Regions from separate parts of the Homo sapiens genome. Here all the other regions are linked to region 1. Evidence: chromatin loops called from intact Hi-C (ENCODE). Cell type or tissue: Calu3. All regions are shown on one strand.

Evidence for each region. Hi-C counts contacts between places; a loop is a spot of excess contacts. Peaks named below come from ENCODE experiments on the same cell type or tissue, not always from the same donor. Only the 100,000 strongest peaks of a DNase experiment are listed, where the experiment ranks them.
Region 2: a loop joins it to region 1, with 4 times the contacts of the local background. A loop is called at or near these places in 20 of 110 quality-filtered maps.
Region 3: a loop joins it to region 1, with 10 times the contacts of the local background. A loop is called at or near these places in 79 of 110 quality-filtered maps.

The regions. Positions count from the first base shown.
Region 1 is chr2:134,461,431-134,469,430 of GRCh38, forward strand. TMEM163 (transmembrane protein 163) reads right to left here. Exons shown (of 8, transcript NM_030923.5): 6 at 4,684-4,795. Among named protein-coding and RNA genes, the nearest start is that of MGAT5, 210 kb to the left of the region's middle. RefSeq lists a silencer at 4,788-5,082. In Calu3, no CTCF peak of the experiment used is centred here; a DNase peak (open chromatin) is centred at 4,911.
Region 2 is chr2:134,774,083-134,782,082 of GRCh38, forward strand. No RefSeq gene overlaps it. Among named protein-coding and RNA genes, the nearest start is that of TMEM163, 59 kb to the left of the region's middle. In Calu3, a CTCF peak has its summit at 4,437 (motif pointing left); a DNase peak (open chromatin) is centred at 1,219.
Region 3 is chr2:134,893,458-134,901,457 of GRCh38, forward strand. ACMSD (aminocarboxymuconate semialdehyde decarboxylase) reads left to right here. Exons shown (of 10, transcript NM_138326.3): 9 at 4,884-4,982. The region is part of intron 1 of CCNT2-AS1 (CCNT2 antisense RNA 1); the gene reads right to left. Among named protein-coding and RNA genes, the nearest start is that of CCNT2-AS1, 21 kb to the right of the region's middle. In Calu3, CTCF peaks have their summits at 4,730 (motif pointing left) and 4,932; no DNase peak of the experiment used is centred here.

The sequences.
Region 1 (8,000 bases):
CCTGTAGGACTGAAGCTGTGCCCCTCGTCCAGAGCGCTCCCCCAGTGCTCTCTCATGCTCTTCCTCTGATTTGTAGTGTGTGTTTGTTGTACAAAATCACATTACCCTAGTACAAAGCAAGCTTCAGCCCAGTCCCAATAGCAACAAACCCATGATGACAACACATCCAAAGCCACAAACCAGATCAGACCAGATTCACTGCACCGCACAGGGTGAAGTGGGGAAGTCTGGAATTTCCCCATCATCTCCATCGGCCACACCCTGCTGTCCCTTTCCCTGAAGATCTGCCTCCCAGCTGTAAGGACACCCCAGCGACAAGTGAGCTGGCAGCATCAGCCTGGCCCACTTCAGCCTGGCTCCGGGTTGGGACCCAGTTGACAGGGGAAGCCGGCCCTCTCCCACAAAGGGGATGCTTGGCTCTGCCACAGCCTGGCTGGCAGCCTCAGGGAACCCCCAACGTTCATGACAGCCATGGCTCCCTGAGCCCATCCTGCCCGCCCACCTTCCAAAGTGAGGAAAGAACAGAGAAGATAATTATAGATCGCTCCCTAGTTCTGCTAATCAATGAATGTAAGAAGCCCAGATCCCAGATAGTACAATTAGCAGGAGGCTGTAATTACTGCTGCATGTTTTGCCGGCAACACACCCACCTAGCAGGGGATCGAAGGGCCACAGAGCACAGGGCCCCCTGGGAACAGGCTCGGGGGCGGGGGGCATTGCCTCTGCTCTCTGTCTCTCTCTCTCATTAAACCCACTCAGCCGATTCATCCCCACGCTGACCATTCTATACCTACCCTACCACTTCCCATACCCTCTCCTTCACCCTATCCGAGCTGCCATCCCCTCCACTCCCCAGGCCTCCCTCTGCTCAGCTCCCAGCTCCCTCGACTCTGCTCCCCACCACCAATGACCAGAGGGCTCTGCAGAAAACAGCACTCATGTCACCCTACCTGTTTCAACATTTGGCAAAATATTCCAAATCCCACCCTAGACCTCAAGCCCTGCCATGCTCTGTCCCCCCACTTCCAAGTAAGGAAGGGACTCCCCCATGCCCCTTCCTCACTCGGACTCCCTCCGCCTGAAGGACGGCTCTTCCCCACTCTTCACCTGATTATGAGACTGTTTTCACCCAAACTCCCCACTTTTCTTTGTAATGACCTCCTCCCTGGTTCACAAGTATGGTGGAAATACTGCTTACGTGTGTGATGGATTCATGTGCGCAAACCAGAGTCAGAAGTTGTTTCATTAGAAAAGCAGCCTTATTGTTGTTCTCCTCTGTACACCACATAACATGATGAAAGCCAGAACAGTGAAGCCTAGACCGAGATCGTGTATCTGGAATATCTATGTTAGGAAACAGCACCAACCAAGTCACAGGGCCAGTGTTCCAAGGAGGGGGGTCAAGTCCCATGGTCATGGGCAGGGTGGGGCCAGGGACTCTTGCTGGGGCTCTGACTGCTGGATCCACAGCCAGGTGTCCAGCGAATGAGGTTTCCTGTACCCCAACTGCGGTCAGTGAGGTGGATAAAGATCCCACAGATCTGCGAGCCAGAGGGACTTGACAGCCTGCCTGGGAACCAGCCGAGGAGCTGCCTGCTATGGACTCACCACTGGGAGCCCACAAAGCTGTTCAGACCCACACTGCCTACCCCAAGGGCTCCTGCCCTTCCCTCCTGTTCCAGGTGAGGAGACATTGCAGGGCAGGTGGGCAGCACACACAGCTGAGGGAAGCCGAGGCCAGCCAGGCCTCCACTCTGCATCCCTACAGGGCTGGGCCAGAGTGTGGCCCTCAGAACCACGTAAAGGGACCTCTAAGGCAGCTGGAGGTCCCAACCCAAACCCCTGGCCAGGGCCCACTCATCCCTCGGCTCTCAGCACAGAACCCACCTGGTGTCCTGGCTACACTCATCCCTAAGGAAAGAAGGGCTCCATGGCCAAGGAAGGCATTTGATTTTGCAGACCACAAAGCAGCAGACTACAAAAATCCCAGTGGGTGAACTCCCTACCCCAAATCCCAGGTCTGCCCCAGACAAGGAAGGCCATGCAGATGAACCTGGGTCTTGCAGGACAATGTATTAGGGTCAACTTGACGCAAGCTGGCTATAATTCTACGATGTCTCAGTGGGTGACGGAGACCCCAGAAGCCCAGGCTGTGGCCTCAGTATGCTGTGTCATTCTCAGGAGGCTGAACTGCAAGTTCTTTAGATCCGGCTGTGCTAGAAAGACCTGTGTATTTATAGCAGAGGGGTTGCTTGGCTGAGTTGCAACCACGTTTTGGGGATCAGGGCAGGATGCCTCACAGCAATAAGGCAGAAACTGGAAAGGGAGGCTCAGCTTTGGAGCTGGTTTCCCCAGCCAGTGCGGCACCTAACAGAGTGTAAAACCCCGCTGATCCGGTGTTACTGCAACTTCACGCTCCAACAGCATCAAACCCAGGACCTGACGGCAGCAGGATCCCGACTTCTCCCAGCCTGGCAGGAGGCAGCAACCCAGGGCTTCATCTGGAGCTTGAGGAAGGGGGTCCTGCCTGCCTGTTGCACATGAGGGGCCTTAGCACTGCTGAAAGCTGCACAGGAAAGAGGCAGTCTTAACCCAGGCAGTCAAGGTAGTCAATCCTCTCGCCATTTTAAACTGCTTTTACCATCTAAGTAGGTTTGGTTTCATATGAACTAAAGGCTTCCTCAACCCCAGGAGCAAGGTGGCATCTCACAAGGGCAGAAACCAACAGCAGGCCCTGCTGGTCGGGGCGACTTTAGGAAGGACTCTGAGCTGCTGGTCACATGGCATGCAGGAGTGCTGGACACAGCAGGGGCCACCTTCCCTGGGGAGATGCTGTACTTGGCCCCTGGGGCAGGCACAGGGGCAGCACCAAACTTCAGTGTGCACCACATAGTCTTGGGGGGCTGGCATAAAACATCAGTTCCCGGGCCCCAATTCAATCCCCTGGAGTCAGAATCTTCGGGGTGGGCCCAGGAATCTGTTTTCAGCAAACACCCCAAGCAATTTCAGTGCTGCCAGCCTGGTAGTGGTCAACTGATGAGTATCTGGGGTCTGGGATTTTGCAGTCAGGATGTCAGGTCCTGTAACCCCCAACATCTTCAGGCCTGTTCAAAGGAACCCCACGCACATCCATGCACACGGGTGATGCTCTTCCGAGGGTAGCCATGGGTGAAAAGCTGGGGGCGTCCTCTTGCCTTCCCAAGAGACCGTGTTGCAGACTCAGGAGGAGGAGTGGGAGCAGGCGGTGGGCACAGGGACTCCTGGCTCCCCAACAAGGACAACCAGCCCACACCCCCACCCTCACCCCCTAGAACTGCCGACACATCTGCCAACAGTCCCGCCACCTGTCGACAGTCCCACCACCTCTGCAGATGGATTCTTGGGCCAGAGCTCTGTCCCAGGGTGGAAACGTCACTTTGGCTTCCCATGTCCCTGCCCACTGTGCAAAGCTCAGCTCTGCACCCAGCAGGTCAACATCGGCTAAGACAAGGAGCCCATGCCATGTCACCATGCTCCGTCCTGCGGGTGAGAAGGGCCCCACAACTGTCACTGTCACCATGCATGTCTGCACTCCACACTTCACACACAAAAGAGCCTTGAGAGTTTTGGACAAGGAAGTATTTCTTAAAAAAATAATCTACCCGGGCACGGTGGCTCACACCTGTAATCCCAGCACTTTGGGAGGCCGAGGTGGGAGGACTGCCTGAGCTCAGGAGTTTGAGACCAGCCTGGGCAACAACATGGTGAGTCCGCATCTTTAAAAAAAAAAAAAACAAAAACAAAACAAAAATATATATATATACACACACACATACACACACACGTGTGTATAACATAAAACATGTTTGTGTGTACATATATACATATACAGACACATATATATAAACTTTTTAAAAAAGAATCCACATATTTCTGCTCTATTTTGTGCAGATGCACCCACCAACCCACCAACCCACAAGACTTTTGCCCTTTGACGTGACCCCTGGGCTCCGCACATGCCCAGGAATAAATCAAAGCAACATGTCCAGGAGGCACTGCTTGTCAAGTTTCTTGTCTACACATCAGTGATATCAGCGAGTCTGGGGCCTGAAACGTACTTTTCCTGCACTCACACACCCCTCTCTGTCATCCCAAAGGTCATAAAGAAAGTTCCTCCTGTCCCACAGGGACACACACAGACTTTTCTAGCTGGTTGAGATTCTAAGCAGAAAACACACAGGTCATTTCCCCAGAGCAGACACCTGGTAACTGCAACCTGAACTCCCAGGTGAGTGTCCCACTAGCTGGAAGGAAAAACAAGCATGGAGAATTCACAAAGGAAACATTTATAGAATCCAGAAAAGGCATTTACTTTTTATGGGGAGCAATGCACATAAAACCCAAGACTCCAGGAAGCCCTTTGTGCTTCATGATTAAGAGGCTGGGGAGCCCCAAGCCTCCCTGCTAGGAGGTCAGAGTGGAGGTGATTTATGAAGAGTTTATTGAATTCCCAGGGCACAGGATATCTGCCCTGATATGGGAGCTCTGAGAATCATTAAACAACTTGAGGCGGGTAGGAGAGTGAGAAATGGATTCCAAATTATTGAGTTCTCCAGCAAGGGAAACAACTAAAAGAGACCCAAACAGCATCTTCCTCCACTGTGAGCCCAGCCCCCAGAGATTAGGCACCCTGGCCTTACTCACCATCTGTTATGAGTGCTCTACTGGTCAGAACCTTCCCCAGCATGAACTTCAACACGGCCAGGATGCTGCAAAGAATCCCACTTAAAATGGAGACACTGAACAGGAAATCGTCCTGCAAGAGAAAGTTCCAGATTTCAACAGTTCACCTCCTGCTGGAGCAGATCATCTGCAACCCACTTGCCTTACAGATCAGCCTTGTTCCAAGTACAAATAGTCAGGTGTGCTGCCACCAGGTGGGGGTATACTGCATGCTTTCACACCTCAGTTATGTGTCACCAGGAATTGGAAAAGATGCTCAAAAACAGATAATCCCAATTTATATTTACTTAAAAAACCATTACGTATTTATTTTCCTGTAGGAGATTGACCTCCCCACTATTCTGCTAAAATGAGTAGCAGTCATAGATCAATAACAGAGTTGGTCAGAATGCTAAGAACAGCATCTTCTATATAGAATTTTCCACAGATAACTCACCAAGCAGTTGACTGAGAATTTTGGAACACGTAAACACACCACCAGCCTAACAATCCTTCAACAGAGCCAACTGAATTTGCCACAGGGTCAGTTAGGGCCAGAGCTACTTAAAACCATATTTTTTCCCCTTAAATTCACACAGGGCAATTGAGAGTTCATAGACATGGGTAGAGAAAATAGCATCTAAAAATATCGTCTGCTACTGACGTTATCTTAACACTTCCTCTAAGTTGTTACCTTACCTTCGCAAGCAAACAAGTGAGTCCCATATGCAATAAGTAAGCACCACTATTCTCCTGACATTGGGGCCCATCCAGCTCTTCTGCTTCAAGCTCCCATGTGTCACCCCCAAGAGACACAGCCTTCAGATTTCCCAATATTAAAATGCAACGGCCAGCAGAACTCTGATGCAGCATCATAAATAGGCAAAGAAATCGGCTTCTCCCTATGCATTTTATTAATCAAATTCACAAACCTCATGTCAGAACCTGGGAAGAGGGAGACAGCCTGCATCATGTTCAAAACTGAACAAAGCCATTTGAAAAGCAACTTCACTGGAAACAGGGTATCTGTATAGGGTCAAAGCATCTCTCCGAAAACATGGGTCAATGACGGTGGTGGTTTTGGCAACCTATGTTCACAAATTCTTTGCTACTCCATCCTCCAAGAGTTGGAGATTAATCTCCCCACCCCATCCCCTGCCCTTGAGTTTGGGCTGGACTTAACAGACTCAAATCTAACACAGAGTAGAGAAAGGGAAAAACAGTAGCTTACCAATGGAGAAACCAAGCAGACACCACCTTAGCCAAGTGATCAAGGTTCACATCACCATTATTAAGTTGTGTTGGTAACATGTGGCCCCTGATACGATGTGACAAGAAGGGCACTTTACCTCCACGGTGTTCCATCCCCAAATCCATAACCTCATTTTAACTGCGAAACAACATCAAACAAACCCAAACGGAGGGACCGTCTACAAAATACCCGACTCCTCACGTGTCAAGGTCATGAAACATGAGGAACGACCGAGAGACTGTCACACACTGGAGACTTAAGGAGATGTGACAAGTAAATGCAGCATGGCATCCAGACTGGATCCTGGAACACAAAAAGGTCATCAGTGGGAAAACCGGGGACATGAGAAGAAAGTCTAGGGTTTCGTGAATAGTGCTGTCATCTCATGGTAGAGATTAATTTGCCGTGGCTGTGTGCGATGTTAACAGTAGGTCAGGCTGGATGGAGGGGATATGGGCACTCTCTGTACTATCTGTAAAACTCTTCTATTAATCTAAAATTATTTCACATTTAAAAGCTTATTTAAAGTAATCACCTCACGGAAGTTTTACCTCCTCAAATGACCAGTAAGGACCGTCCCAAACCAGGCCTCTTGACAACTCTTCAGTCCCTCCTATGCAGAGGTTACACAGCAGGGGACACAGTGGGAGGGGGTCAGGAGCCCCACATGGAAGCTCTCTTTGTGCAGGACTCAGCCTAAGTCCAGGAGACAGCACCCACAGAAAATAAGGTGAACATGATGCTACAATCTGAGTATGTGTCCCTCCAAAATTCACACATGGAAACCTAATTGCCAGGGTGACGGTATGAGGAGGTGGGGCCTCTGGGAGGTGATTAGGCTGCAAGGACAGAGCCCTCACTAATGGAATGAGTGCCCTTATAAAAGAGGTCCCATAGTGCCAGCTTGCCCCCTCCGCATGTGAGGACACAGGAAGAAGCCACCATCTCATGAACCAGGAAAAGGGGCCCCACCAGGCACTGAATCTGCTGGCACCTTGTCTTGGACTCCCAGCCTCCAGAACTGTGAGATGGAAGTGTCTGTGGTTTATAAGCCACCCAGTCTGTGGTGTTTTGTTATAACAGCTAGAACTGACTAAGACACATGACCAAAGAATTGCATGTCAACAGCCCCAGGTGCTAACAGGACTCAGGAAGCATAGGCTGGGAGACTGAGGCAGTCAGGAAATTCAAGAACTTTGAGGTCTCAGATTTGGAGACTGAATACTCACTTTGCTTATCCCATGATGCCTGAATCCCCTTTGGCTCCATTCAGTCGCTGTTTGCAAAGCCCTCCTCCCTAAGTTTCCAGCGGTAGAGAAAATCTGTGCTTACCCCATCTAGGCCCCTAGGGCACAGGGCCTGGGGTGTGCTGCCCCACCCTGAGATGCAGCTCAAGAAACGCCACCCATGGCTTTGGTGGCCCTTCCTCCAGCTCCTAAAGGGAGCTGCAGACCCAGGGCTCGGCCGACCCAGTGGCAGTCGTGTGCCAGGCAGGCCTTTGCTCAACTCTAAACTCCATGGCTTACTGGGAAACAAACACTTGGATCTCTGTAAGCGGCAGTGGGATGCCTACAGCCCCTGGCAGCAGCTGGCAGTAAAAGGTACGAGTTGTTGTGAAGGGGCCCAAACACATGATCCACACACAAACGTCCTCCACCTGCCAGCCGCATCGGGTGCTCACGGTGAGCCCCAGACAAGCCTGGTCAGCATTCTCGTAAGAGAGACACAGGAAGCTTGTCACCGAGAAATAAGTATGCATGGTGAAACATAAAGAAACTTCAACTTCCAAGAGACCAGGACTGAGCTCCACCGCGGCCTATCCAGGGGCTGTGCGGGAAGTTTCCTGTACCTGGGAGGCTTCATCTCGGGGGAGCTCTCGATGGACCGGAGGGCCCCGAGGTCCAGCTCCTGGAGGACTCGGGTGGGCTTCCTGGAGCGAAAAAGTAGAAGCACTGGGTGGCAGCTTCAAAAGCACTGAAGCGGGAGTCCCACTTACTAGCTAGGTGACTCTGGGCAGGTCACTTAACCCCTCCCTCCCTCCACTGTC
Region 2 (8,000 bases), 310 kb after region 1:
GCCTCATCATCCCACATGCTCTGGCCAGGACAAAGTGAAAGTGTGACATGACCCCAGGGGCCCCAGGCTCAGGGTTTTCCTTTCCATGGAGGTCAGCGCCTCTTATCACAATGAATTCAGCACACTCAGCCTTACTCACTCCTGCCAGAGCCCAGCATGATGCATTGATAAAAGCACGGATTTTAGAGGCAGCACATTTGGGCTCAAATTCCCCCTTGAGCAAGTTCTTTAACTTCTTTCAGACTCAGTTTCCATGTCTGAACAATGGAAATGGTAATGCCCACGTCAGGTCTCTTAGGCAGACTAAATGGCTGCAAAGCCCCTGGCCTAGAGTACAGTCACAGCAAACATGACTTCCCTTCCCTATTCACAGAGGCCAGTCCGGTGGAAGTGGATTCCCTCTCTATATATGTTTCTTCTGGGGACCTCAGGAGGTCATCTGGTGACACACTTCTCCATTAGCATCTTCCACAGTGTTCCCAAAAAGGAATCACATGTCATTACCTTGACATTTGCAGTGCTTACTAAAATAGAACCTGATATGAAGTTCAGAGACTAAAAGTCACAATTCAGGGCCTAAAGAGGGTTCAAAATAAAAATTACCTGGGGTGAGAAGTTTAATTCGGGAAAATGTGAGTAACTCTCTTTGGGGAAAAAGGTAGATGCTTCCCAAAACTGCCTCAACAGAAACATTTAATGAGGAGGAAGGCCTGCTGGGGCCTGGGGATGGCACAGATGTCCCAGCCCCATGCGATGAGGCCCTCTTGGATTAGAACCATTGCTGGGCCCAGGTGTGGCCTGTGGAAGAACGTGCATGTGGGTCCCAGAGGAGTGCCTGAGCCCTGCTTTTATAAACAGCTTCATCAGATAATCTCCTGACACTTCGAAGGGGGAGTCCTCCCCACAGGAAACGCGAAAGCACAAGATAAGTGATCTTATCCTTTTCCACTTAGGCTTCTTCAGAAGAGACACAGCGGAGAGCAGTGTGTGAATGGAAGACAATTTTTACTTAAAGATTGTAGTTTCAAGATTATTTCTACAAACAGATACTAAATGCCTCCATGTGACAGGCAGGATAAAGGCCAACTCCTCACCACAGCATGACAGGCCAGGGCATCCAGAGGGATGTATGCTCCCTCCAGCCGCCCTGAACTTGACTCACTTCCTTGAGCACCCCGACAAAAACCCTCCTTCCTCATCCCAGCTCCAGGGGTGAATGGTGGCAGTGCCTAAACCAGGCCTGGCAATCCCATTTCCCTGGAGGTGATTCATTTGGGTGTGGGCATGGAACAGAGTTCTGGCTAAGAACTAGAAGGGAAATCTTTAGTTCCCTGGGGAGTGGGGAACCAAAAAGCACATTAAACAAAAAGCTCCTATTATTCTGCTGGACACGCCCATGTCTGTATGTGAAGCCAGGAACAAGGGCAACCACTTCGTAACTGAGAGTGAGCTAAGCTGATATGTGAAGATAACAAAGGGAAAAGGTGAAAAGAACCTGGGCTTTAGAGAATGTTGTTTGAGCTGCTGGACTAATTGGCCCTGCAGCTGCTCTACCTCAGGACTTCTTGCTGAGTGAGACAATACATTCCCCTATAGAGTGAAATAATACATTCTCCTATACAGTGACATAATACATTCCCCTATAGTTGTAGCCATTTTGAGATGGGTTTTCTGTTCGTTCCCACCAAAAGCATCCTAAGTGATACATGGTCCCATCGACTTGAAGTCGATTTTTAATGCTGTATTTTAATTATATACATAGTCACAAGACTAGATTGTTTTTCTCTGAAGCTTCTACTTTGTTTTTCAAGGGAGCAGGGGAAATGAGGGGCACAGCAAGAGAGAGGAAGCACAATCTTTCTTGGCTGTCTACGAACTGAGACTAGCATTTGCCTGGATGATTGTTTGTTCCTGTGGGGATGAGTGGTTGCCTTTTCACATTTCACTAGGGTGTATGTACGTGTGTGCTGTGAAGGGGAGGATGCACTTGGAGGATTGCTTGCAAAAGACAAGGAGCTGAAGGAAAAAGTTAAAGGAGTTCTTTTTCTGAGGGTTTTTATGGGAATCTATACATGGACAGCCAGGGACTTTTCTCCACTCCACACAAAGCCACCTGGCCAAGGGGGCGAGTAGGCATGCAAATCCAGCTCGTTCCCTGCTAATTGAAATGCCTGGCACTGGCTGCATCCACCTGGAGGAAGGGGCATTTTTCTAATCTGCACAAAGGTACGATAAGGGCTGGTGGTCACTTTATTGCAATATTGCTTCAAGGCCAGGTAACGAAGTGTGTCACAGAGGTCAAGAAGACCTATGTTCATATTTAGCCCAAAGCTGTTCTAGAAGTCCATTCCGGAAGTAGGGACTTTGGCAACAGCAGGAGAGAGCTTTCGGAACAGATGTTCTTGACATCTCGAAGAGCATGTCCCTATGTCTATAAATTGCTTTAAACATTTCATCATAGACCAGGTGTGCTAGACATATGTGCTAGATGGTTCAAATGTCATCTCTGAGCATGTCAGTTGTCTTAATCAAACATATGTGTTCTAGGGGTGATCAGTTGGCTTTACATCAGAAAGGCCACAACACATGCTTCTGATCGCATTTCCATCAATGCTTTGCCAATTAGGACAGTAAATGTCAGAAATTGCTGTTGAATGATGAAATTGGCGACTTGTTGATTAATGTGATTCATGGTTAGATATGCATTCTCGTTGGTGAAATAATGGTATTTAAGATATGTGGACTGCACAAAATACTTTAGAGATAGACAATTAAAACACAGCTTGCTAAATACTAGGATAAAGGGTCATCAGGCTGCTTGGATCAGACACATCACAATACATCAAGGCTTGAGGGGCGATCTTCCAGGGTGTGATCACTTGATCTGAGTCTTGCAGGATTAGCCAAGTGGCCAGGGTGGAGGAGCAGAATGAAAGGCATTCAAGTGGGATGGCAGCATGTGTGAGGGATTGCTGTTGTGACTGTGGGGTCCCCGGGGAGTCTGCAGGGAATTAAGCTCTTTGGCAGGTGGGGCATAGGATGCACTGGGTGGGGAGGGTGCAGGATAGAGTGGTTGGGGTAGCATCAGAGAAAGCTGAAGCTCCACGCAGTGCCCAGATCACAGAGAATATTGAACTTAATACTGAAGGTGATAGGAATTCAAAAGATTTTAAACACAGAAGGAACTTATTACAAAAATATTTTGTTAAAGGGCATCGAGGACAGACTGCAGTAGAAAAGAAAGATGGGAGGCAAGGCCATGGCAGCGGTCTACTGTGCGATTTTTAAAAAGACCCCATTCACTTATATTTACCCCTAATATTATTCTACTCCCATAAGTAGTCTATAATTAAGGTGTTTTTTTTTTTTGAGACGGAGTCTCACTCTGTCACCCCCAGGCTGGAGTGCGGTGGCGCGATCTCTGCTCACCACAACCTCCACCTTCCGGGTTCAAGCAATTCTCCTCCCTCAGCCTCCTGAGTAGCTGGGACTACAGGTACACGCCACCACGCCTGGCTAACTTTTGTATCTTTTGGTAGAGATGAGGTTTCACCATATTGGCCAGGCTGGTCTCAAACTCCTGACCTCTTGATCCACCTGCCTCGGCCTCCCAGAGTGCTGGGATTACAGGTATAAGCCACTGCACCCGGCCGATATAATTAAGACTTTTAAGTTGAAGGCTCATTGTTCTCTAGTACTGGTACTTGAATCAAGGAATGCTATTTATCATTACCAGTAAATCATGTTGCTGAGCAACTTCCCACCTGTTGAAGCAGCGGCCTTCTTTGCTTCAGAGAGAAGGCAGACACCACTGAGATCAAAGAAATCATAGCTCAGCTTTAAGTTTCAAGTATATTTGAATTCCATGGTGAAGACAATAATCTTGAAAGCTGGGCTTTGTTGAATGACAAGGGTGTTTTCTAAATTCTGAAACCTTCTGTTTAAATAAAAAGAAAAAAAGCTTCGATCATAGAGAAGGAAAGAACTTGGATAAAGGGGGAACATTTGAAAAGGGAAGAGGAAAGGGGGCAAAAGATCAAATGCAAATGCCTTGGCTTGTCCTGGGGGGTGGAAACTTCCAGAAGACGTGTAATGAGCCCACTCTTACGTTTGAAGAAACCTGAGAACACTGGGGGTTCTATGCATGAGGAAGCTGGAGGAAAGGAAGTCCCACACTAGGCAATGATGCTGTAGGGAAGTGGTGGAGCAGCTTCATTCAAGTGGAGTTAGTGGTCCCAGTGGACCACAGTCTACATGGTGCATGCAGGGCTCCAGGAGGGGATGTGGAAATACTAAGAAAATTGGTGGACCAGAGAAAGCCTGGGCACCAAAAAGAGGAGGCCCCACAGCGTAAGATCTTATGACTGAAGGATGTAGCAGGGACCTTCATATTTTGTGGTGACATCCAAAATTCCAGCCAGGACCTATTTGTCCTCAACATCATGGTTAGAGATGGCCCTGTAGGACAAGGGCCATCTAGTGGTCAGCAGGGGCAACCCATAGAGGGCACCACCCCGCCCCGCCCCACCACCTGCCACCTATACCCAGGTGCCCAAGGAGAGGGGAAGATACAGTCTTGAGAAAGAATGTAAATAGGGTAAAAATCCACTATTTACCCACAATTCACAGATTTAAACTGGGAGACTGAGTTAAATTTAATATAAAATTTTAAGTGTTTTCCTCAACACGGGCAAGACGGGCTCACTGAGTAAATACAAAATTACAGGCTTTGTGTGTGTGTGAGTTGTAGTGTGTAAACTTCTATCCTGCTTCATATATGTATGTGAGTATATATGCGTGTATTCATATACACACACAGACACACACACAGGCTTTTGGATTCCTTCTCTGACAGAAACGAACATGTCAAAAAATATGGCCCGATGTAGCAGACAACAAAAAATCCCAGTGAAGGGTGGCTTTCCAATGAAAAGGGTGAGCATTCATTTACAGAGTATAATCATTACAGAGTATAATCACTGAGCCCAAGGGACCAGACTTGGAGTCTTCGGACCCTAGTTCTGTTACCAGTGGATGGTGTCCAGGTTCTTGGCATTCTGAACAAAGAATTGTTCACAATGCACAAACAAAGCAAGGAAAGAATTAAGCAAAAAAGCAGAAATTTATTGAAAACAAAATTACACTCCACAGGGTAAGAGCAGGTCCCGAGCATAGGGCCTCAAACGCTCAAGAGCCGGTTATAGAATCTTCTGGGGTCCAAATACCCACCAGAGGTTTCCCATTGGCTACTTGATGTTTACCCCATGCAAATGAAGTAGTGGCTCACAATCAGTCTGATTGGTTGTGACCAATCAGAGGTACTTTCCATTTTCCATATGCCTGCAGAAAAGTGGGGTGGTAGGGGTTGCAAAGGGAGTAGCCTCTGGTCCTTTTGCTACTTAGGCATGGAAAGTTGGGATTTTCCTCTTGATTTAGTTCTAGGAAGTCAGCGTGAATTGGCCTTAGTTTCCCTGCCTCCAGACCCTATTCTCTTGTCTCAGTCCCACCACTGACTAGCCGTGATCTTGAGCAAGTCATTTTTCTCAGTGCCTCAGTCTCCTCGTCAGTAAAATGGAAATAATAGTACCCACTTCCTAGGGTTGTCATGAACGTGAAATAAGTTGATATTTGAAAAGCACTTGAAATAGCGCCTGGCCACACAGTTGGTGCTGTGTTTAATGAATGAACACTGCTCTCAGAACCTCAAACTCCGGAGGGTCCCCTGTGGTTGAAGGCACAGGGCACGTGTGAGATAACCATTTAGAATTTTTAAGTGTAAAATTATTTTTGTCCAATCTTCTTTTGGAATCTGGGCAGGTCCTTGGGCTGCAAAACTTCTTTTCTCCTAAACCTCTGTACTATGGATATAAGTTTCTTTTGCCTGTTTCTTACACTAAAGGACTGTGGAAATGAATAAGGAAGATGTCTGTGAAGTGCTTTGAATTCTCTGCAGGAAAAGTGTATCATAAATAAAAGGTGATCTAATTTTTGAGGCACTTTTTTATAATCTTTTATGTCTAACTGTTTCACATTGTTGTCTTTCTTCTAGTATTCTCTATTTACCAGGTGAAAAAAAGAAAAAGAAAAAAGAATACCAATCAAAAATATGATGTTTCATGAAATGTTTGTCCCTCAGCTCTCTCATAAAATTTAGAGCTGGGTGGCCTATGATATGTATTTAATATATTTTCTTATGTTTGTATTTAATATATTTAGATTTAAAATAAATTTTCATGTGTTAAACAGAAGAAGGGATTTCTCTTACACTGAATCCGGAAAATTAATCTGACATCTATCTAAAAATAGAGATGGTTTCTTTTCTAATTTTTTTATTTCTGGAACAGGGTCTCACTCTGTCACCCAGGCTGGAATGCAGGGGCACAATCTTGATCTTGGCTCACTACAACCTCTGCCTCCTGGGTTCAAGTGATTCTTCCACCAGCCTCCCTAGTAGTTAGAACTACAGGTTTGCACCACCACACTGGCTAATGTTTGTACTTTTTGGTAGAGACAGGGTTTCACCATGTTGGCCAGGCTGGTCTCAAACTCTTGACCTCAGGTGATCTGCCCACCTCGGCCTCCCAAAGTGCTGGGATTACAGGTGTTAGCCACTGCGCCCAGCCTGTTTTCTTTCTTCTATGTCCTTTTCTCTATTTTTGAAAACCCACTGCTGTTCATTTGCCTTTCCCAGATGTTAGCTGGAAAGTCTAAATCTTTTTTAAAGCCTAGGTAGAAGAACTCACAGACACACAAAAGTGTTGATAAGACCAAAGGTGGAAGTTACATCAAAATCTCACAGAATTCAAAATTCTGCATCGTTGCCACTTCATCTTCCATTATTAAATGCATAGAAATCACAAGATGTGTGCCTGTGAGAATTTCTTGAATTAACAAACATCCAAAAATGTAGAACTAATGGGAATGACATTTAGGCTTTGAGGCAGGGCTAAATTCAGATTTTAAAAGGTGGTCAGCTGTTCAATGCAGATGTTGTTTTAATCTAGTGCTATGATCATTTCATCAAACGAGCATGTTTCTTGAAGTGGCAGGAAATTTGGGTCTTGAGATATGTTTAAAAGGGGTAGTTCCTGTGATCCTCCTAGGTGCATGTGTGAATTACACTCAACTGTGTCCTCTCCCAGGATCTTACCAGTGTTTTTTCAAACTGGGTCATGACCTATTCATAGGCCTTGAAATCAACTTATGAATTAAAGCTAGCATTTAAAAAAATAGAATAGGAGATAAAAGAAAACACAACATCAGAGGAATGCATTATGTGTTCAAAGAGAAAGCTTTGTTTCAGTTCATTTATGAGTGTGTGGGGGTGTGTTTGGTTAAGATACAAAATGTGTTTTTTAGGGTGAGTTACAGTTAAATATCTTTGAGAGCCACTAAGATTACTACACGCAGATTTCCCAGCCCATCATATTGCTAGTAGGAGAGAAAACTAGTACAAACCTAATGGAAAATAATTTTTCAAGAAGTTTCATAGACCTTGAAATTAGCCACACCTCTAAACCACTTATTTCATCTTTGGTTATCTACCTTAAGGAAATAATCCAAAATTCAGCAAAGGCTTTGCACAAAAATATTCACTACACTGTTATTCATTATACTGGAAATCCCAAACAGCTTAAATGCTCAAAACAGCAACATTAAGTCCATTTTAGAAGATGAAAATGGTTGAGTATTGTGTCATCATTAAAAGCAATATTTTCAGAGGATTTATAGTGATGTTGGAAACGCTCATGATATAATATGAAGTAAAAAAAATGATTCAAAATTGCTCATGCTACATACTCTTGACAATTACAAAAACTGGTTAGAAGAAAAATGCTGCATTAGTGGTTCCCCAAGTGGTGGAGTTATGGGTGATTTTTATTCTCTGTTTTCCTATATTTTCTAATTTTCTAGAGTGCACATGTAACATATATCTATTGCCTAAGGAAAAAAGTGTTTATTTCAAAAAAAGATCCCCCTCCCTAGGACAGTTAGGTGTA
Region 3 (8,000 bases), 430 kb after region 1:
GATTACAGGTTTGAACCACTGTGCTGGCTACATATTTTTTTAGATAGTACTTCTTTCTAGTTCTCTTTCCACCTCCCTGTCTCTCTCTGCCTCTTTTGTAGGCATTTTCCCCCTGTCCTCCATTTCTGCAATCACTCCACCCACCATGTTGATGATTCCTATGATTCTATCCTTAGCCCTCCTCATAAACCACGGAGGCCAGAAGGCAGTGGAAGACAAATTTAAAGTACTAAAAGAAAGAAGAAAAAATACTGTAACCCTGTAATGTGAGAACTCTATTTCAAGCAAAACTATCCTTTAAGAATGAAGGAGAAATTAAGACATTTCTAGATGAAACAAACTGAGCTAATTCATCATTAGTAGACCTGCCATACAAGAAATGCCAAAGGGAGTTCTTTAGGCTAAAATGGAAGGACACTAGACAGAAGAAGTCACAAGGAAAATTAGAAAACATTAGACATGAATAGAATACAAAAACACAACATTCTAAAACTTATGGATGCAGCTAGAAGTAGTACTTAGTGAAAAATTTATAGCTGTAAATGCCTATATTAAAAAAGAAGAAAGACCTTAATTCGGTGGCCTAGGACTTGGCCTTGAGAGCTAGAAAATGCAGAGTAAACTAAATCCCAAGCAAGCAGAAAAATATATATAAATATTAGAGCAGATATAAAAGAAATAGATTATAGAAAAACAATAGGGAAAATCAGTGAAACCAAAATTTGGTTCTTTGAAAAAATCAACAAAATCGGCAAACCTTTAGCTAGACTGACCAACAAAAATAAAGAAAAAAGATTCAAATTACTAATACTAAAATCACAAATGAAATAGGACGGCAGTACTACAGAACTTACAGAAATAAAAAGAATTATAAGTAAAAATTTGAGCAACTATATGACAACAAATGAAATAACCTAAATGATTTATGAAATTCCTAGAAAGACTAACAAAACTGGCTGAAGAAGAAATAGAAAGTTCAAACAGGTCTATATTAAGATACTGAATTAATAATTTTCAATCTTCCCACAAAGAAAAGCTGATGACCAGATGTCTTCGCTGGTGAATTCTATGAAAAATGTAAAAAAGAATTAAAACAAATTCTTCACCAATGCTTCAAAAAATATAAAAGAGCTCAATAAACAAGGAGTGGAAGGGAACATCCTCAACCTAATAAAAAGCATCATGAAAAACCCACAACTAACATCACACTTAATAGTGAAAGACTGAAAGGCTCTATTCTCATCACTTCTATTCAACATTGTACTGGAGGCTCTAGTCAAGGCAATTAGGCAAGAAAAACAAAGAAAAAGCATCTAGATTGGAAGAGAAGGAAAAAAATTTTCTCTACTTGCAATTGAGACGGCTTTGTATCTAGAAAATCCTAAAGAATCCACAAAGAAACTATTAGGGCTAATAGATTCAGCAAGCTTAGAGAGTACAAGATAAATAAAAAATTAATTGTATTTCTATTTGTTAGCAATGAATAATCCATAAATGAAATTGAGGACACAATTCCATTTATAATAGCATCAGCAAGAAAAACATTTGTGAAAAATATAGCCAAAAAAGGCACAAAATATATACCCTGCTGTAATCCAAGCACTTTGGCAGGCCAAGGCGGGTGGATCATAAGGTCAGGAGATCAAGACCATCCTGGCTAACACAGTGAAACCACATCCCTACTAAAAATACAAAAAAATTAGCCGAGTGTGGTGGCATGCACCTGTAATCCCAGCTACTAGGGAGGCTAAGGTAGGAGAATAGCTTACCAGGAGGTGGAGGTTGCAGTGAGCTGAGACTGTGCCACTGCACTCCAGCCTGGGCAACAGAGTGAGACTGCATCTCAAAAAAGAAAAAAAATATATATATGTTATATATATAATATATATATAACATATATAATATATATATATGTTACAAAACATTGTTGAAGAAAATTAAAGAAGACCTAAATGAAAAGACATTCCATGTTCATTGATTCAAAAACTTAATGTTGCTAACTGGCAATACCCCCCAAATTGATCTACAGATCCAATGCAATTGCTATCAAAATTCCAGATGTCTTTTTTTTTTGGCAAAAATTGATAAGCTGATCCAAAAATTCATATGAAAACGCAAGGGGGCCAGGTGCAGTGGCTCACACCTGTAATCCCAGCACTTTGGGAGGCCAAGGTGGGTGGATCACCTGAGATCAGGAGTTTGAGACCAGCCTGGCCAACATGGCAAAACCCTGTCTCTACTAAAAATACAAAAATTAGCTGGGTGTGATGGCGTGTGCCTGTAATTTCAGCTACTTGGGAGGCTGAGGCAGGAGAATTGCCTGAATCCGGGAGGCAGAGGTTGCAGTTAGCCAGGATCGCACCATTACACTTCAGCCTGGGTGACAAGAGTGAAACTCCGTCTCAAAAAAGAAAATGCAAGGGATCCAGAATAGCCAAACAATCTAGAAAAAACAAAATTGGCACAGTCACATTCCCAACTTCAAAACTTTCTACACAACTACAGTAATCAAGACTCTATGGGACTAGCCTAAAGACAGACATAAAGATCAACTGACTTTCAACAAGGGTGCCAATACAATTCAGTGTGATAAAGAATAGTCTTTTCAACATATGATAGTGAGATAAGAGTAGATATCCACATGTAAAAAAAATAAATAAAGTTGGACTCCTTCTTTACACCATGCAAATTAACTCAAAATGGATCAAAGACTTAAATTGAAGAACTAAAACCACAAACTCTTAGAAGAAACCATAGGTGTAAATCTTTGTGACTTTGGGTTAGGCAATAGTTTCTTTGCTATGGCACCAAAAGTACAAGCATCCAAAGAAAATAATAGATGAAGAAGACTTCATCAAAATTTAAAACTTTTGTGCTTCAAAAGACAATACCAAGGAAGTAAAAAAGACAACTCACCGAATGGAGAAAATATTTGCAAATCATGTATCTATAAGGCTCTAGTATTCAGAACACACAAAGATCTCTTATAGCTCAATGATAAAAAGATAACAAAATGGACATGAATGTACACAAGGGATCTTAGTAGACATTTCTCCAAGGAAGAGATACAAATAGCCAATAAGCACATGAAAAGATGTTCAACATAATTACTTATTAGAGAAATACAAATAAAAACTACAGTGAGATACCACCTCATACCTACTGAGATGGCCATAATCAAAAAGATGAATAACCAATGTTGGCGAGGATCTGGAGAAACTGGAACCCTCATACATGCTGGTGGGAATGTAGAAAGCTGCAGCCATGGTAGAAAATAGTTTCTCAAAATGTTAAACATGGACTCACCATATGCGCCAGCACTTCCACTCTTAGGTACGTATTGATTCAAGCAATAACATGGGTGAACCTTGAAAACATTAAACTAAATGAAAGAAGGCTACATATTATGTGATTCCATTTATGTGAAATGTACCAACCAGGCAATTCTGGAGACACAGAGGGTAAACTAGTGTTTTCCAAGGGCTGGAGGGAGAAAAGAATGGGGAGTCACTGCTAATGGGTACAGGGTTTATTTTGGAGGTGACAAAAATCTGTGGTTATATAAGATGAAAAAAATTTTTTTAAACATTCTATAATTAGTGGAAATGATTACACAAACTTATGAATATACTAAAACCCATTGAATTATACACTTTAAAGGGGGTGAATTTTATGGTATGTGAATTATATCTCAAAAAAAAAAGAAAAGGGGATATTCTGACCCCCAAGCCCTAGTCCTACTCCATGGAGGAAATTAATGTTATTTGTTTCTTAGATACCATTCCTGAAATAGACTGTATATATACAAACATATATTTGTGGGTCTATAGGTACCTTATTGAAAACAGAAATCAAAGCATAGCAGACACATTGTTCTAGACTCTTTATTTCTCTTTATAACTTCAAGATCATTCTTCTTTACACTGTAACTTGGAGATTATTCCATTTCAGCATATGTAAGTATTCTTTATTCTTTTCTATTTGGAGATATTCTGTAATTTAATTGGCCAGTCTTTTGCTGTTCCAAATAATGTTGCAATTTATTTCTTTGTATATCTTTCCAGCACAAGTGTATGAGTGGAATACATTTTGAGAAGTAAAATTTCTGGTTTGAATTTTTATTTTATTTTACTTTGATAAATTGCCATTATTGACATAATATCTTTCTCACTTGATTATGAGTTCCTTCAGAAAAGGAACCATGTCTGTTTTGTTGACAAGGGTACATCTAAATTCTAGCACATTGTCTGACACAGTGCTTAATATATTTGTAGATTGACAAGCCTACGTATTTTATTGTATAAAGTGTCAAATGGAAATTCAAAGCTATACTGTTCAAAAACTTATGATCCAGTTTATAGGAATTGTTTATAGGAACTGATCCAGAGATAGGGGATTTTCTTTTTCTATTTTTTGTTTTTGTTTTTGTTTTTTTTTTTTTACTTTTTATCGAGTTATTTGTTTTTTATGTTTCCTTTCCTACTCTGTTAATAGTATGTTTTGAAAAACTGTGGAATCAATTGCAATGTATCATTCTAAGAAAGACAGAATCCCTTAATTTCATCTGAATATATATATTTTAGTAAATAAATATCAATTTCTTATATTTCAGTATTCTATATTTCAGTTATTTAAAAAGAGAGAGAATGGGGTTGATTTGCAACAAAGAGACCTAATAGTGACACCTGCTGGAAAAAAAAAGTCAGAATAAAATTTGAACCATTAAATCTTTTTAAAATTTTAGACAAGTTTTATGTTTCTATTAATCAGGAAAAAATGTGTTATTTTTATGACAGGAATGTTTGTAATAAGTAAACAATTGTTTACAGGAGGCTCTTTCATGTTTTACAAAACAACAGAGAAATATATATTTTGTTTTTTAGGATAAAGTCATTTTGGGAACCGATTACCCCTTTCCACTAGGTGAGCTGGAACCTGGGAAACTAATAGAGTCCATGGAAGAATTTGATGAAGAAACAAAGGTATAATGTCTTTTACTTCACGGCTTTCTTACTGACTTTTCCTGCTCTAATTGGGTTTGGTTTCAGAGCACTTTGATATATAAAAACAAAGAACAGAGGAACCATTACACTGAATTCCCTAAAACTATTACTCTATCTCCATAAATAGCTAAACTATTAAAGGACAAAAAAAATGACAAAGCTGAAAGTCAGCCTAGTACAACTAAATTCATAAACCCAAGAAAGAAAGTTGTATAGAAGGATATGACAATAAAATATGCCTGCATGTTAGATAGATCATAGGAAAAATGTCTAAATTTTTTCTATATTACTTCTGTTACAAATCTACCAATCTCAAAAGTTGTAATAACTCTAGTTATTTAGATGATGAAACTAAAGTCTTGATTAAAAGGATCCAAGGAATCAGATCCTTTAAGTAACTAGACTTTATTTTTTTTCCCGGCGTTTGACTTTTAAGGCAGGTAAATGATACTAATATGTGCTATAATGCTACCATTACCTAGTCTACCCCTTAGACTCCTAAACCAAGATGAGTTTAAAATGAGATGCAGTGTCTTCAGTTTCCCTCTCCTTTGCCACTCCTTCCACACCCCCATCCTCCAAAAAAATAAGTTCTTCCTAAGACCTTCACTGCCCATCACTCCCAGGAGTCAGGGATGGCCAAAAATAACAATATGAGAATATATAAACTCTTAATAAATCTTACAAAACTTTTAGTTGTAATCCTTTTGCATAATTCTTGGCTTTCTTCTAAACTAGAATCCAAAAGTTACCTTGAACTCTCCCTGCCTTAACTATTAAAGATATTGTTCATCAAATCTTCTCAATAGGCTTAAAGTACATTAACAGATGCCAAGAAAAATTCATTCTTCAGTATACTAGTTACAAGTTATTAACTGGGAAACCTTAGACTATTTTATACACAAAGTGTCCCTTTTGGCACTAAAAGTCTTGAACTGTTAAATATTACCTACTAAATATTGTTAAATATTTACCCACTTCCTTCCTAAAGTAGGAAGCTGTCATAAAGGCATTTTTTATCTTTTTTTTTAAACAACAAAGGTTGAAAATGAAAAACTTTCTATTAACCAAAATTAAACAGAAACCAGATGACCCACATATCCTGATTAAAAACTTAATGGAATAATAGTAATTATTATTACATGCCTTTTATTGTTTATTCTTATGTGCTTATCACTTTCAAGTTTTTTCTGTAATCTTGCATAAAGGCTTTATACTAACACAAATTCACAATGATATTCTGTACAAGGGTACTCATTGTAACGCTGTAATACTGAAAACAATCTTTAGGGGAATAGTTAAATAAATCATAATATATCCACACAATGGAAATTATGCCACCATAAATAAATTAGAAATCAATTTCCAAGATACATTAAATTTTAAAAAGCAAGGTATAAAACAATTTGTATAGTATACTTCCATTTGTAGATCCAATACCTCTTTTGTGAAAAAGAATCTTTATATGCCTGAATATAAGTATTTGCTTATGGAGTATAAACATAAAATATCTCTGGAACATAAACAAGAAACTGATCAAACTCTGGGAAGAAAAAGGCACTAGGAATGAAGTATCTATTTTAGACATTTTGAATTTTGAACCATGCGAAGGTAAATACCACTAAAGAAATTTAAAATAAAATAAATAAATCCATTTGATAAGTACATTGGAAGGTATAGCAGTCCCCCCTTATCCTCAGTTTTGCCTTCTACAGTTTCTCTTACCCCAGTCAACCACAGTCCAAAAATATTAAATGGAAAATTCCAGAAATAATTCATAAGTTTTAAATTACATGCCATTCTGAGTAGCATGGTGTAAGCTTACACTGTCCTGCTCTCTCCAGCCCAAGATGTGAATCATCCCTTTGCCCAGGGTCTCCATGCTGTATCCACTCCCTCCCCATTAGTCACTTAGTATCATCTTGGTGATCAGATGGACTGTCGCCATATTGCCATGCTTGTGCTCAACTCACCTTATTTTACTTAATAATGGCCCCAAAGCACAAGAGTAGTAATGCTGGCAATTCAGATATGCCCAAGAGAAGCTGTAAAGTGCTTCCTTTAAGTGAAAAGGTGAAAGTTCTCAACTTAATAAGGAAAGAAAGAAAAATTATATGTTGAGGTTGCTAAGATCTTACTTTGTAAGAATGCATCTTCTATCTGTGTAACTGTGAAGAAAGGAAAAGTAATTTGTGCACAGTATATATAGGATTCTATATAGCATCCACAGAGGGTCTTGGAATGTATCCTTCATAGATAAGGGGGGACTGCTGTATATAGGCAGATGCATTCTACCATGAAGATGTGGAGAAAGAAAACAAGACTTGGGAGTTGAGTGACTTGCCAAAGGCAATATAACTGGTGGGTTATAGTGTATGGATGCGATCCCAAATCCCTTGACTCCAGGATCAGATCTCCATCCAACACTCTGAAGGGTACCTCCCTCAAAGGATACATGGTACTAAGCTATCTTAAAAGGTAAAGTACATGGTTCCTCCTAGCAGCAATAGTCACTTCTGAAATCTTCCTCTAGAGGAGGATGGCCTAAGTATGTATTGGGGAAGAACCCTGAGTAAGAGGTCCTGCCTCAAATCACCCACTTTTCAAGGCTGTGTAAGAACCCTGAAGTGGTCATAATATAGAAGGACACATTAATGGTATGGATGTCACACAACCCCATATATTTCTTCCATCCTCAGCTACATACCTGTCCTTTGCAAGCTGGATAAACAAATCAGTTAGGGTATCACAAAGTTACTTCTTAAATCTCTTCTTTCAGCAGAGTTGATATAGTTTATAGCTGGGGAGTCCATTTCTTATGTGAAAATTTTAAGATGTACGGATTTGTACCCTCATCTGAGACCCTTCATTTATATCACTTCTCTTGCTCTGAAAAAGCTTAACTTTTATTTAGGGCCATGTGAAAACAACAACACATATGTCTAGCAGCTGGGGGATGGCTAGATGACTTTTGAGCACCTTTTGCAGCCCTCTTGT